Linked DNA regions of Homo sapiens: region 2 is linked to region 1. Evidence: chromatin contacts called from ENCODE Hi-C data. All regions are on one chromosome and are shown on one strand. Each heading gives the region's core, a stretch centred on a gene start or an enhancer-like site at or near the end of the contact. The rest is flanking DNA. Distances are from core to core; before and after follow the strand shown.

Evidence for each region. Hi-C counts contacts between places; a loop is a spot of excess contacts on that map. Pooled maps may share reads with other maps.
Region 2: a loop to region 1 is called in a map with no recorded cell type, with 7 times the contacts of the local background. The contact joins two enhancer-like sites. A Hi-C loop is called at or near these places in 4 of 37 single-sample maps with no recorded cell type and 2 of 50 pooled maps.

The regions. Positions count from the first base shown.
Region 1 is chr7:28,618,546-28,623,635 of GRCh38, forward strand. All of the region lies in intron 5 of CREB5 (cAMP responsive element binding protein 5), which reads left to right. Among named protein-coding and RNA genes, the nearest start is that of CREB5, 210 kb to the left of the region's middle. Within about 2 kb of position 2,565, at least 2 of the 41 ENCODE cell types and tissues checked have a DNase peak (open chromatin) inside an H3K27ac peak, as active enhancers do.
Region 2 is chr7:28,813,068-28,818,157 of GRCh38, forward strand. It overlaps CREB5 (cAMP responsive element binding protein 5), which reads left to right. Exons shown (of 11, transcript NM_182898.4): 10 at 5,004-5,090. Among named protein-coding and RNA genes, the nearest start is that of TRIL, 140 kb to the right of the region's middle. RefSeq lists an enhancer at 2,713-2,892. Within about 2 kb of position 2,469, at least 3 of the 41 ENCODE cell types and tissues checked have a DNase peak (open chromatin) inside an H3K27ac peak, as active enhancers do.

The DNA of each region.
Region 1 (5,090 bases), core at 1,315-3,814:
GCTCCAGGCTGCCTGTTGGCTCTGTCTAGGTAATCCTGCGGGACCAGTAGGGCTCTCTGATTCCAGATCTATACACAGATACAGTCACACGCAGCTGGGACTTGCCTCCCGTCTCAGCAGGCATGATCTCTGTGATCCTCCCCTGGGAGGTGGAGGCCTACTAGGCCTTGGGTGAACACCCACCCCTGGCTAGACAACACCCCCAACCCCTTGATTCCTGGATAACAAGCTACCAATGGAGTCAGGCTAGCAATCTGAATATAAATGACTTACTTTCTCGATTTAATGAGAAAGAATAAATTACTTGCAATAGGAGGTTAGGTATGGTTCTGACATTGCAATATTCTCTTCAAGTTAACAGCAGGCATTTGTTACATGCTCAGAGAATTTTATGATTTATAAAGAACTTTCCAAAACAGAATATAATTTGATTCTTGTTAGAGGCTCTATCATTCTCACTTTATAGATAAAGAAATTGAGGAATTCGTTGGTTAAGAAAATAAAAATAGCCACTCTCATTGGGCACATGGCCAAGTCCTGTTCTAAACACTTTAGATTTAACTCATTTAAGCCTTTAAATCATCTTATGAGGCAGATATCATCATTATTGTCCCCATTTTGCTGCTGAAGAAAGCAGGCATGGAGAAGTTATGAACTTGCTCAAAGGCCTGCAGCTAGTAAACAGTAGAGGTGGGGTTTGAACTCAGCCATCGTGGCTCCAAGGTTACACTAGATGGCCTATAGCTTGGATCTGGAAGAGAAGATCTTTCCAAATCTGCCATTCATCCAACAAAGCAGACACCTGGATCTCACAGGGAATGTTCCTCACTGGCAAATGTTTCTGCTGGACAAATGTCTTCTCTTTTATTGGCCTGTTATAACTAGAGTGGACTTTGAGAGCGCTAAAAAGAGAACATTGTTTGCTGCCTGTTTATTTTTCCGTCATTCTACACTGAGACAGGCACCATCCTCTTCAGTGAGAAAACCACACAAATAAACCCCCTTCTTGAGCTAGGCATGGTGGCTCATGCCTGTATTCCCAGCTACTTCAGAGACTGGAGGATCACTTGAGGCCAGGAGTTTGAGACCAGCTTGGGCAACATAGCAAGACCCTCATCTCTAAAATAAATGTGTCATGTACATAAAACTATCATTCATGAAATAAAATAAGCCCACCTCTGTTACTCCAGGATGACGATGAAGGAAACCCTGAGAATCAAGAGGGCATTTCCAAGTCTTGTGGGGAGCAGAGGCTCATAGGAAATAGCACTGAACACAGAGCCAGACAACCTGGATGTTGGTCATGTGCCAAAGGTGAGATCTTAGGTTAGTTGTATTTTCTGAGCCTCGGGTGTATTAAGGAAGAGGCAGAGCCTCTTCTGCCCATTTTCTGTTATAAAAAATATGTGAAAATTATTTGAAATACTATACATTACATGCCATACTTTTAAAAATGAAATTTGATGGGTTTCTAAGCCTCTGCAGAATTTGGGCATCATTTTAATAAAATAGACTTGATGAAGTGAAGCTTCTCAAAATAATAATTTTTAAAACGGTACAATTTTAACTGGGGATATATTTAATCTGTATAGATAAGGGAAACAATTTTTGCAGTCGTCTCATAGATTCTTCTAGAAAAACTCAGAACAAACCAAACTTTTTAGAATTTATTTCACTTTGTTCTTGTTTTATTATTATTATTTTTAAAGAGGCAGGGTCTCACTATGTTACCCAGGCTGGTCCTTTAATTTCTTCCATATGGAAGTCCTTTTATTTCTTCTATAACTAAATCCATTTGGAAGAGGGGGGTGCCACTCATACCTAGTGTCTCAGTGAACAGTGCTAAAAGGGAATTCTGTGATTAAAGAATCATAGAGCTTCTTTTCCCTGTGAAAGCACACCCTCTAAGGCTGTGTCTCAGCATCTCCAGATCTTCACGCTCTGGTGCCTAATAAAAGATCATCGTTATCTCTGGAGGGAATTCTCTCAGGTAGTGAAGGTAGGCAGAAGGTAAGTTTCTAGATACAAATTATATTTGGCCTCGTGGAGATACTAGGAACTGTATATCCAGGAAATGCCTATTCCCTCCTCTTTTCCATAACTGGCCTCAGGCTCGCCCCATTTTAACCCTCTCATTGACATCCAGAGCCGCTACGGTCAAAGAGGAGGCGGCCACGAATTGACCTGAATTCAGTAATAAGCCTATCTAGTCAACCACTTCAGAGTCAGGAGTTGTCTATACAGATAGCCAAGTCTTCCTAGAAATACTGTTACCAAAGAGAGAATCAAATGGAAAAAAGACACAGTCTGTGATCCAGTCGGTATTAAAGAATAAAGGAATACTTGCTGGAATTAACATTTCGCAAACCCAATAAGAAGTCCCTAAAATTAATTTTACCTAAATCCCAGCCCCAAATTTGGAATTGAATGCTAATCCAAAAAGTTATGTTAAATCTCTACTTCCAAAATAATTTTAGAATGATGTGGCCATTTCCACAGGCCTAATATGGCAGCATCTCCCAAGGGCCATCAGAACCAAGTGGCCTTGGAATTGTGCAGTGAGACGAGGACAGCCCCTTGAGACATCCAGATTAGAATCAGTCATAAGGTCCAATCTAGTCTTGGCTGGCCTTGGGGATTCGGGGTTGGGGGGTGGGGGTCACAGGGCATCCACATCTCTGGTAGCATAATTCTTGCCAGGTCAGGTGGTGTGTAAAAAATTATAGGCATGCAGGGTCACTGGAAAATGTTGAGAGCCAGAAAGTTTGGGTTATGATAGTTATGAACAAGGGAAAGTATTTACAATACCCCTTTTGCCCCAAAATAGATTTTAAACACTATACAAGCACAATGGAATGTGTTCATTCATTTCTAACCGGATTGTCTTCTACTCTCATGTTTAGGTCATAGCTATTTCTAGGCTTTCATGTGACAAGACCTTCACAGACTAAATTCAGTGGTGTCACCTTCTGAACAAAGTGGCCACATGCGCTGTGGTTTTCCCTTGTTTATTTTGTCTTGTTTTGTTTTACACAGCCAGTATCACTAGCCTCCTGATCAAGGTTAGTAGATAGAATTCAACCCCGTTCATTTAAAAGAGTGATAAATTTATGCCAGCCCATGATCTCACTCCCCTGAGTAGCAGAATGTGTCTGTGGTGCGCTGTGAAGTCAACCTTCCGGACACAAGTGTTCTGTGTGACCCTGAAACTACACCTGAAAGACAGGATGATGTCGTCATACCAAGCAAGCATTCTGACTGCAACTTAAAGTATTAAGGACAACATATATCCAGAGGTGAAAAGAAAATGAAAATGGCTGATTTATTGTTTTAATTGAGGAAGAGCCTGTAATCCAAATAAACTATGTTGATGGAAAAGACTCACCCAAACGCCAAGGTGAAATTTCCTAATACTTCTGCCAATTTGTTAGCGAATAGATGATGAGGAAGTCTCAGGTGGATTCTACTTGTACAAGGCCAAAAAAGATCTTATTACCAGGGTGGAGGTCAATGATTAACACTGTGATATGAAGTCATATTTCTTGTAAAGCAGCTCTTTGCAGTGTGCCAGGTTTGAGATAGTGTGCACACAATGTGACTACTCAACAATTAACGTGTTTTCCTGTGAGCGAAACTTGGTGAGGAGGGTGGCACATTTCTCTTTCCGCAATGTGAATTCTTACACATATACACACATTCTCTCTCTCTCTCTCTCACACACACACACACACACACACACACACACACACTCCCCACACCCTTCAATCATATATCCCCTTAGAGATGTTCATTACATCAGCCATGCAGAAGGAGAAAGAAAACCCTTACCCACCTGTAGCCACCAGACATGCCCTCTATAAGGCAGCTATTTACAAGACTATGAAGACATGCTCTAGAAATGAAGGGACATGCAAAGGCGTAGAAAGAACAAAAAGAAAATTACACCATTCTATAACTGCCAGGGCTGAGAAGAACAGAATATTAGCTGACATTTCTTAAAATTGTGTTCTGTGTACTGAGTACTTTATATGCTTTATCTTGTTTAATCCTTACATCAACCTCTTGAGGTACAGATTATATTTATTACTGTTTTAGAGATGAAGAAACTGAGGCTCAGAGATGTTCAATGACTTATTTATGGGCACACAAGCCATTCTAAATCACCATGGAATGCAAGTTAAAATATTCCCACCAGCTGGGTGTGGTGGCTCATGCCTGTAATCCTAGAACTTTGGGAGGCCGAGGCAAAAGGATCACTTCAGCCCATGGTTTCAAGACCAGCCTGGGTAACATAGTGAGACCCCCATCTCTATTTTTGAAAATAATAATAATTTTAAAAATACTCCCACCTTCTTCTGGTTTTTTTCTTTTTGAGACAGAGTCTTGGAGTGCACTGGTGCAATCTCAGCTCACTGCAACCCCCGTCTCCCGGGTTCAAGGGATTCACCTGCCTCAGCCTCCAGAGTAGCTGGGATTACAGGCACCCACCACCATGCCCGGCTAATTTTTGTAGTTTTAGTAGAGACAGGGTTTCACCATGTTGACCAGGCTGGTCTTGAACTCCTGACCTCAGGTGATCCAGCTGCCTCAGCCTCCCAAAGTGCTGGAATTACAGGCATGAGCCACTGCACCTGTCCCCATCTACTTCTTTATAGGAGGATGCATGGAATGGCAACTTATCACTGCGTCCAGCCCATAGGAATACAGGCATACCTAGAATACGTTCTGAGCATGCACACATAGATGTACCATGTACAGTCAAGCTAATCTTCCTGTTACCAAAAGTTTTGTCCTTGTGATTGCCTCTAGGCATATTCTAATATTTTTAGCCAGAGTCATCATAAAAAAGAGTCTTTATATGTCAAAATAGCTTTATAGATCAAACTGCATGATCTGAAATGCCGCTTCTCTGTTTGCGAGGGTTAAATGGTTGTCTCAGGCCAGAGTTTAGTTCATATTCTATAAATGGCTCTTACTCCTTGATCTGACTCACTGTATGTATTACAGCAAAGTCACTTACAGATCAAGATTTATTTTTAGAATCTTAAAGAAACAGATTCTACAGGGAGTGTTTGTGTCTGACCACAGAC
Region 2 (5,090 bases), core at 1,219-3,718, 190 kb after region 1:
GGGAAAATATTAGAAACCACCTAATCTGACATTTTGTGGAGAAAGAAACTGAGGTTAGGGAAATGGGGGGTCTTCCCTAATGTCACACAACAAGTAGGTGGCAGAATGAGGACTCAGGGAAGTCTCCTGTTGACCTAACCCACTTCTTTGTGATCTTCTATTTTAGAAACTCCGTAAGCCAAAGAAATCCATGTTCTTTTTTCTGATACCAAGGGACTAAGATCAGCTCTAAATTCATCGACTGCTGATGTGGTACTCAGTAGAACGTCTGTGTTCAGTAGAGGATATGGAAATCATCTGGTCACCCATGGAAATAATTGCTTTTCTTTTTTAGTGCAAAGACACATGGTCTAAGTTGCTGCTGAAATTTTGGACACATGAGCCCAGGTCTGGGACTTGGCAAGCGAATAGGCCAGATGGGAACTGTTGCTTGACAAATTGAAAGTTCTTTGTTTCAGAGTGAACCAAACCTGGTCTCAGCTAATCTACCAAAACAAAAAAGCTGGGGGAGGGTATATTGTAGAGCCCATTTTGATAATTATTTTTTTGGCACAAACTACTGCTTACACCAAAAAGCATTGTGGATTTATCATATAAATAATGACATCCCCAAAGCTGAACACTGCAAATGTAGCTATTAGGGACTTGTTGGAGTGCTTGCTGAAAGTATGTTTTTGTAGTATTGAATATCTCTGTGGCGTGCTGCTTCATCCCAAGGCAAACTATGGGTTTAAAAATAGATCAGTCCAACTGGATCTTACAGTCGCTAAACAGCTAACTGCTTTAGAGGAGCAAACTCAAATTCGTTTAGAAAAATGAAAAAATGAAGAGTTGATTTCCACCAGACAATCAATACATATTATTAATACCTTGTATTTACAAAATACTTTTATATTAAGACCTAAAACTCTGATTATAACCTTCATAGGGGAATACAAAATGGTGATTTTCCTCAATTTATAAAGCAAGGTAATTCAGAGTAAGAAAATGCCTCCAGAAGGCCTGGTTTTTATTTCCCTACTAGACTTCCAGGCCACATTTGATTTCTTGTATGCATTTTGAAACATTTGCTATCTGGTTGTTCTCTTCCAAAATGAATTCAAGGTGATTCCACTTACGTTCCCTTGAAAAGCGTTTTTACTTAAAATATAGTCTAGTATTTGTGCATTTCCTACACTAATCAGTCTTTCACTATGGAATCCTTAAGATGATTATGCATGTGCACAGCACACAATTCATTCTTCTTTCTCTAGGATAGTGATTCTTGACCTTTCTTAAGCCAAAGGCCCCTTATGAAATATAATGAAGGCTCCGTAGATGCTCTCTCAGTAATATGGACACATAAATGGACATAGAAAATTTTGCTCTAAAATGAAACTATAAATGTTGCTTTGGAATCTGCCCTACTAAGATTTAGAAGCATAAGAGGTGCTAGAACTGGCTCCCTTATGAAAGATAAGACCTGAATTATAAGCATATTTGAGCATATTGAAAGTAGCTAAGTAATGAATAAAAGTCAAGATGGACTCTTTCATTGGATAATTGGGTAATTTGCTTTCTCAATAGAAGGTGACACAGAATTGCTTGTAGAATAAAAAAAAATTCTTTCTGGAAGGAACTTTCTGGAAGTAGTTCAACCATCGTGTTTTATACTTGGTTGGCATGGCAGCTTGGGAACTCAAACCCTATTATTCTCAACTCTCAAGTGAGAGTTCCTTTTCCTACTGGATGCTGCCCCATGAATTTCTATGGCTTATGTGGTTATTAGGCCTTTATTTAGTCCTTGCAGCATCATAGTTATATGTATATGGATAAACAAGAAGCTGATTGCCCTTCTCTACTGAGGACATTAATTGGTGTTCATTTTCCCACAATAACATGGCTAAATAAGTATTAACATGTTACATTAAGAAATATGTCCTGCCAGGCACAGTGGCTCATGCCTGTAATCCCAGCACTTGGGGAGGCTGAGGCTGGAGAATCACTTGAGGCCAGGAGTTCAAGAGCAGCCTGGGCAAAATAGCTACACCCCATCTTTGCAAAACATTTTTTAAAATTAGGTGGGCATTGTGGCACATGTCTCTAGTCCCTGCTACTCAGAAGGCTGAGGTGGGAGGATTGCTTGAGCCCAGGAGGTAGAGGCTGCAGTGAACTATGATGGTGCCACTGTAGTCCAGCCTGGACGACATAGCAAGACCCTGTCTCTATAACAATAAAAAAGAAAAAAAGAATATGTTCATATTCACATATATCTTTAAATGATGGTCAGTTGTCTCAATATTCTCAGGGTTCTGCATTTTTACAGATCCTCACAACACTCAGGCCTTTGGTCTCTGTACTTACAACATATTGCTTTATTAATAAAGTGTTTTGCTGTTCATAGACTAAATGCCACCAAAGTCATATACTTTGTATGGGGTTTTGGTGATAGGCCAGGGCACCACATGTGCTGACTAGTGCTCTTTTTATAGTAAAACAGACTTATGAAAGCAAAAATTTATTGTGAAACTGTTTGGGGCATGCCAAATATCATAGGCAGTTAGCTCTTTGCTAACTGTAGAAACCCAGAGAATAGAATTGAGTGTTTTCTTAGGGAAGGGGCAATGAACACTTTGTGCCTGGGAGATCGAATGCTGCCAAGAAAGGGTTTCATTGCCCAGGACATAGTGGGGGAAGAAATGGAGACTAAATTCAACCTCTCCAAGATGGCCACAGGCAGGGGTGTTTTTTCTTCCAAAAGTATAAGAAAGCAAGAGAACCCAGTTTTGTTTTTAATACTTTTCTTGTTTGTTTTCTAGGTAGAAAAGTGTGGATTCACTAGAAATTAGAACTTGATTCCATTTTCTAAGATCCATTGTCTACATTATCTGCAGCTGAGAGCTTCTACTCAGGGGGCAAGGTGTCTAGCAGTTTCGATTTCAGAAAAGTGTTATTTCTGTAGTCTAAATGCAAATAATATGACATTTCCTTCTGAAGCAAATATATACGCACACACACACACACACACACACACACACATAAACACATCTCTGTTTCCTTTCTTGGTTTTTGTTTGGTTGTTTTTTTTTAACCAGAGATTGCCTTCATTTGATGGTCTAGAAGTGACTTTCTTTTATATGTGCTATTTTGAGCAGAAGGAGAACTGAGAAAAAGAAGGAAGGCCATCTGAATTTAGATAGGTGTAAAGTCAAAGAGGAAGAAGTTAGTGTTTAAGGCTAAAATAAATTGTCCTGTAAGTTATCCCACTGACCTTGGAATTGACAGGGTCACTTTTGGTTTCCACAGAGCCCCTTATCAATCACATTCATTTGGAGTTGGGAGGTACAATTTGCCTTCTTGTATGTTCTGAGATGTAAGAGCAATTTTCTTGTTTGATTAAGTGATTTATTCATCATTAAGGCTAATTTCCCAAATAGTCATTTTTATTTTGTAAAAATAAAGTTTGGAAGAGAAAGGGAATGAGATGAGATTTGTAGATGAGATTTTTATTATTTTGTCATTGTTTTATTTTATTATTTTTGTTATTAATGTTACTCAATATGTGGTTGCTTATAATTTATTTCACCAAGAAATTTAGAAATGGGAGATATTCCTTAAAACAGATTTCAATTTTTTTTAGCGCAACTTCTAGAATCCCAAACATACTTTCCTAGGTGATAAATACATGGCTGAAAAGCCAAGTTCATATTGAAAGTGTAGGTACAACTTAATGACAGCAATGTTAATCGTCCTTTTCGGTGTGCATGCATTTTTTAAGTCTCCTACATGTGAGGTATAATGCCTGGCAGCCACAAATAAACCTTGACCAAAGAGAGGATATTATTGATCACAATTTTTAAGTGGCTTATTCAAGATAGTGCTACATTTACGTTCACTTTTATCAAGTGGAAGCATCTCGGAGCTACCATCTATTTTATGTTTATATTTGTAGACAATGGGTGCCAAGTTCATTATTCTACAAAGCTATGAGCATGCCTTTGTGAATTAATATTAACAGATAAAGTAGAGATCCGAGGCACTTACATGAGTAAATAAGAAGAAAACCCCACACCATCCACAATATCCTGATATTGAGGGGGGAAAGAGTATTTTATAGACCGAAATTGACCAAATAATCAATGAACTCAATCAAATTAATTCAATCATGGCCCAAAACTTCATTGCCTCCTTGCCACCCTGAGCTGACATCATCCACCTGCAGCTGACCAACATGTGTACTGTATGCTTCCATACCTCCTGCTCAGTGGGCATCAGGCAGGTAGATGTGCTCTGCTCAACAGTATCCCATGAACAGTAATTGAGTAGGAGATGGTGGGGAGAGCAGGGATTCATGACTGAAGGTCAATTTATTTTCAGATATTCTTTTTAGATTGAGCAACACAGACTTCTTTTGGAAAATCTGATGGTAGATGAGTCAGCTTATTCTGATTGCATTTCAGGTGGAAGCCACAAATCCTACCACATAATTCTGCCCAATGTGCGCCTCATATTCACATTCTCAATTGGATGTAAACCTGAGCTTGTGAAGGTTACAATAGTTAAATGTATTAAGTCCTTATTATGTGCTGGGTATTGTTCTGTTTCCCATCTATTACTGTATTTAATCCTCATAGTAACACAAATAATGTACTCTTCTTATCCCCATCTTATAACGAGGTTGCTGGAGCTCAGCTGGGTTATGTAATCTACCTAGGGTCACACAGTCAGTGTGGAGTAAGGATTCTCACCTGGCTTCGGTTCCCATCACCTAAGGGTGTGGTCTAGCCTTTTAATAAGGTTCAGCTCTTGAGTTAAAACCTAAGCTCTGCAGAAAGCCCCTGGGAAATGTGAGGGCCAAATTAAAGGTAAGCTACAAACTTTCAGGTGAACCACATTAAATAATATTCTTAATGTCATTTAGACATAATGGAAGAGTTTGCCAGTTTTGTTGTTGAAAGTGCACAGGGCTGTGGGTTTGTATCCTCTGGTCTTCTCAACATGGTTTTAATACATATCTCTTTTAGAATGAAGTGTCTATGTTGAAAAATGAGGTGGCCCAGCTGAAACAGTTGTTGTTAACACATAAAGACTGCCCAATAACAGCCATGCAG